Regions from separate parts of the Homo sapiens genome. Here region 2 is linked to region 1. A link is a contact called in ENCODE Hi-C or POLR2A ChIA-PET data. All regions are on one chromosome and are shown on one strand. Each heading gives the region's core, a stretch centred on a gene start or an enhancer-like site at or near the end of the contact. The rest is flanking DNA. Distances are from core to core; before and after follow the strand shown.

Evidence for each region. A loop is a pair of places that touch in the nucleus more often than their neighbours do. ChIA-PET counts read pairs that join two places held with the same protein, here RNA polymerase II (POLR2A). Pooled maps may share reads with other maps.
Region 2: a map with no recorded cell type shows a loop between it and region 1 (2.8-fold over the local background). The contact joins two enhancer-like sites. A Hi-C loop is called at or near these places in 4 of 168 maps with a recorded cell type or tissue (PC-3, endothelial cell of hepatic sinusoid, heart left ventricle and 1 more), 2 of 37 single-sample maps with no recorded cell type and 2 of 50 pooled maps. POLR2A ChIA-PET finds 5 or more read pairs at or near these places in 1 of 52 experiments (K562).

The regions. Positions count from the first base shown.
Region 1 is chr21:36,470,287-36,472,894 of GRCh38, reverse strand. The region is part of intron 1 of CLDN14 (claudin 14); the gene reads left to right. All of the region lies in intron 2 of CLDN14-AS1 (CLDN14 antisense RNA 1), which reads right to left. Among named protein-coding and RNA genes, the nearest start is that of CLDN14, 8.5 kb to the left of the region's middle. RefSeq lists enhancers at 1,360-1,419, 1,915-2,414. Within about 2 kb of position 1,319, at least 3 of the 41 ENCODE cell types and tissues checked have a DNase peak (open chromatin) inside an H3K27ac peak, as active enhancers do.
Region 2 is chr21:36,512,288-36,514,895 of GRCh38, reverse strand. It overlaps a transcript of CLDN14 not described here. Among named protein-coding and RNA genes, the nearest start is that of CLDN14, 33 kb to the right of the region's middle. Within about 2 kb of position 1,317, at least 2 of the 41 ENCODE cell types and tissues checked have a DNase peak (open chromatin) inside an H3K27ac peak, as active enhancers do.

The DNA of each region.
Region 1 (2,608 bases), core at 70-2,569:
TGGAGACGGGACATTTGGGAGGTCATTAGGGTTCAATGAGGTCATGAGGGTGGGTGCCCTCACAATGAGATTCGTGCTCTAAAAAGAAGGGAAAGAGAGAAAGATTTCCTCTGCCTGCATGCAAAGAAGACGTCAGGTGAATTTCCACCAGGAACCCAAGCAGCCAGAACCTTGGTCTTGGACTTTCCAGCCTCCGGAATTGTGAGAAAATTAATTTCTGTGGCTTAATCCAGCAAGTCTGTGGTATTTTGTTGTGGCAGCCTGAGCTGATGGAGACACCAGTTTTTTCTGGTTCCAGTCTGGCCTTCACCTGACTGGGTGTGGCCCACCCACACTATGGAGGGCAATCTGCTTTCAATGTTAACCTTGTCCAAGGACTAACTTCACAGAAACATGAAGAATAGTGTTCAATCATATATCTGGGCACCCCATGGCCCAGCCAAGTTGACACAAAAAATTGATCATCACATCCTCCAAACCCAGATCTCCAACCCTCTTCAAGCTCTCAATAAGTGGCAACTCCATTCCTCCAGTTGCCCAAGACAATAACCTTAGGCACCTGTGTCTCACACCCCGCAGCTAAACCATCAGCACATCCCGCTAGCCTCACCTGAATATAGAAACTGACCTCTTCCTGGCACCCACCTTTATTTCCACCACCTTGGCTCGGCCTCCTGGCATCTCTTACCTGAAAGATCACAAGAACCTCCTGTTTGGTCTCCCTAATTCAGCCCAGACGTAACCTTGGACAAGTTATGTAACCTTTCTACACTTCAGTTTCCCTATCTGTAAATAAAGATGGCAAAATGCGCATTGCGATTTGTTTAAGAGTTCATTGCATGCCCACAGAAGCACTTAGCACATGTTTGGCATATCATAAACACTCTGGAACTTTAACTATGACTGTTTTTACTCTTATCATTAACAACTAACTGCTTTGGAGCACCTGGGCTTCAAAGGCTAAATTTACAGAGAATGAGTTTTAAACCTCATGTTTAATAGTATTTTCCTTACCATTAGAAAATCTTAGCCTTATGTTTTCATTTGACACATTTTAACCACTGCAGTTTATCCCCAGTTCAATTCTCAAGTAAATAATTTTCAGAGGCTTACGAAATTCACAGAATAGTTGTCTAATTCATGAAGGTTTTCAGCCAGGTGTGACAATGTCCTATTGCTTGTTTGGGGTTTGCTTTCTTTTTCTATTTTGCTGTAAGTCCTGACTAAAGGCGGAGCCTAGTGGGCTCTGCTGGATTTCCAAGGTAAAGCTTCAGCAGGCTTCTGAGTCACCTTATTCAAATCTGGACTCTGCCCCAAATTTGGGGCTTTTATGCTCTATGAAATCAAGACATGTTGACTTAAGAAAACCAGACACCCAGCCTGAAAAGGTCAGTCACCAATTATACCCCAGCCAATTGCACACAAGCTGGAGACATGAGCCCCCCCAAACTCTCTGTGAGCTAAGTGAATTCACACACTTTTTAAGCCTGGAGAAGCTGAGTCATTTGATTACTATATGGCTTACTTACTATAGATTGTGTTTGCACTTGAATTTTCAAATTTGCAGGGGACTTTCCAGATTCTTCTTTCTCCATGTCCTCTACCTTTTCCTTAGATTTTGTCCTCCACACTTTGAGACATGAAGCTAACCATGGCTTTGTTTTTTGTTTTTATGTTTGTTTGTTTTTTGTAGAGACAGGATCTCACTATGCTGCTCAGGAATGGCCTCGAACTCCTGGAATCATGCAGTCCTCCCACCTTGGCCTTCCAAATGTTGAGATTACAGGTGTGAGCCACTGCACCTGGCCTGTTTTTATCAATGACAAATGTGAAGCCACCAGATCACACTCAATGCCTGTCCTGGAAGGGGACGCAGTTCTTATAATCACAAATGAGGTTTTTTTGTTTGTTTGCTTTTTGAAATACGATGTTGCTCTCTCACTCAGGCTGGAGTGCAGTGGCACAATCTCTGCTTATTGCAATCTATGCCTCCCAGGCTCAAGCCATCCTCCCACCTCAGCTTCCAAAGTAGCTGGGATTATAGGCTTGAGCCACCATGCCCAGCTAATTTTTTTTTATTTTTAGTGGAAATAGGGTTTCACCATGTTGACCAGGCTGGTCTTGAACTCCTCAGCTCAAGTGATCCTCCCACCTCAGCCTCCCAAAGTGTTGGGATTATAGGCCTGTGCCATGGGGCCTGGCCGAGCATTTTCTCTGTAATTCCCCGTGCCACCATTCAGCTACTCTGCTGTGTTTGTTTCCTGGGGCTGCCATGACAAAGCACCACAACCTGGGAGGCCTGAAACAACAGAAATTTATTCTGTCATGATTCTGAAGGCTGGAAGCTTGAAACTAAGGTGTGGGCAGGCTGGTTCCTTCCAGGGCTGTGAGGGAGCATCTGTCCTGGGCCTCCTGCTGGGCCTCTGCGGGTTGCTGGCGATTCTCCGCGGGTTGCTGGCGATCCTCCACATTCCTTGACTTGGTAACTTCTCGCTCCACTCTCTGCCTCCGTCTGCACATGTTCTTTCTATCTCCGTCTTCATATGCCCATCCTCTTATAAGGACACCAGCCCTATTGGCTTAGGGGCCACTCTATTTTACGTATGAC
Region 2 (2,608 bases), core at 68-2,567, 42 kb before region 1:
GGGTTTTGCACTGTAAGAGTAAGCAAGTCTTCCTTGACTTCATTCCAAGGAAATGAGGGAAGTGGTTGATTTCAAGCTGGAGGCAAGGCAAGAGAAGGAAACACCTATATCTCAGTGCAGAAACCAGCCACCCCCTCCTCAGGACCAGGTTAAATGAGGACTCATTCTCCCCTTCTCCCCCTTCTCCTCTCCTCTCTTCCCATGTCCTCCTCTTCTCTCCCTCCTGTCTCTCTACACACACACACACACACACACACACACACACACACACACTTTCTCTCACGATAAGACTTTATTTCCCCTTCTCTCTTCGGGTGCACAGCTCCAACATACTGCAAGAGATTATCCCAGTTTAAGATATTTTAAATCAATACCAGTTTGGGATGAGTGGAGTTTAATTCAGGGAGACTCATCTACCAACCAATTGAAACCATCATTGCTTCTGGCGCACTGTGGAAATACCTGCAGTGGGCTTTCCCCCTGCCTGCCTCTTCCCCACCACAGCACGGCCATGGGGCTCTGCTTGCCTAGCCCTTGCAACCTACCCATGGCTCTGTAAGGCTGGCCACTGTCCCAACTCCAGCCTCACTCCAGCTCCCATGAGGCTGCTAATATTCTTCCCCCATGACAGCAGTGATCCTTTCTGCTCTGAAGGAAGAAAACTTCCCTCCAAATATCACGAAGCTGTGATGGGTCTTTTGTCTCCCAGCTACACCTTCTGATTCTGTTAAGAACTTGTAGACTGGGTGCAGTGGCTCATACCTGTAATCACAGCACTTTGGGAGGCTGAGGCAGGAGGATCACTTGAGCCCAGGAGTTTGAGACCAGCCTGGGCAACGTGAGAAACCCTGTCTCTACAAAAAAATATAAATCAATAAATAATAAATAAATAAAAATAAGCTAGGCATGGTGGTGTGAACCTGTGGTCCCAGGTACTTGGGGAGGCTGAGATGGGACGATTGCTTGAGCCCGGGAGGTCAAGGCTGCAGCGAGCGGAGGTCGTGCCACTGCACCCCAGCCTGAGCGAAAAAGTTAGACCCTGTTTCAATTTTAAAAAAGAAAGAAAGAAAGAACTCGTATCAATTATCCCAGGGGCCAGACTGAGGGGCTGCTTGTATTAAATATATCTCCCTACCTCACCCTGGCAGTTCCTCTCACCCACTGAGGTGCCAGGGCAAAGAGTGACCCTAGCTCAGGATGACTTCTCTGCCTCCCCAGCCACAGAGGGCTTATGACCCCTTCTCATTCTTGTCCCCAGAGGGCATGTCCCTGAGGACTCAAACTTCCCCTCAAATGCACCCAAGGGGCTTGAAGCCTCACAAACAGGGCTTCCTGTGACTGGCATGTGAGTTGGAAGGTAATAGATATCCCCACCTCAGCTGGCTTTAACAAAAAGAAAAATGTGTTCTGTCACTGGAGCTGAAGTCCTGAGCTAGGACAGCTCCAGGGTAGGTTGATTCAGTGGCTCAACAATATCTTCAAGGATTCAGGCTTTTCCATCTTTCTACCAACATCCTCAGAGTTTGGCTTGGTCCCCAGGATAGCTCCCTAAGGCTCAAATGGCTGCCGCATTGCCAGTCATCACATCCAGAAACGGTGCTATCCTGTTGAAGGAAAAAGTGGTCCTTTGGCTTCTTTGTTCTTCTTTTTAAGAGCAAAGAAGCTTTACTCAGCAGCCCCCTGGACAGTTCCTCCAATCTCATTGGCCCTGATGGCATCACATGACCAAGTGCCACAAATCACTGCAGAGGGATGGGATGGGATGGGACCACCATGATTTTATGTTTTTCCAGATATCTCGTGAGACACAGGCAGGTAGATTCCTGAGCAAAAATGGGATTCTGTAAACAAGGAGGAAGAGGAGCGGCAGCAGAGTTTGTGAGGTGATGGGCAGACTACGCCACCATTTTTACCTTTAGGGTTACCCCTTGGCATCAATCATGTACTTGCTTTGTTGCTATGTTTTTCATTCTTTTCCTTTTTTACATAAGAAATATAGAAAGACTTTCTTGTTCTAAATAATGTATTCAATACAAAAGTATGTGTGGTAAAAATATGAAAGGTGCCCTTCTCTGTCCTCCCCAGTCTCACTTCCCTCCCCAGGAGGAACCTCTGGCTCTTTTTCCACGTGCTTTCCTCCAGTCCCCCTTCAGCCGTGTGCATACACACATATGTTCACAGGCATACACAGATATGTTCACATGCATACACATATATGTCCACACACATCTGTGTGCTTTGCTTTAATTTTTACATAGATGGTGTCTTGTTCTGCTACTGACCTTTTCCTGCACAAGTCTGAGTACATACGGATCCAATTCATCCATGTTAATGGCTGAATATTATTCCGGAGAGTGGATATTCTATTGTCTTGTATTTTACTAGCTTTTCAATCATGTGCCTTATCTCCCCAAGTAAATTATAAACATCCTGAGAGCATGCCATACTTTTCCTATCTCCAAACACTTAATACAATATTCTTCTACAAAATGAAAGTCAATTAATAGCTATTGTTGGAAAGATTCCCTCTCCCTTACCACATAAATCTTCTCTTAGCACTTCTGACTGCCTCAGGTGAAGCCCTCCCTCAGCTCGTAGAAGGGACACA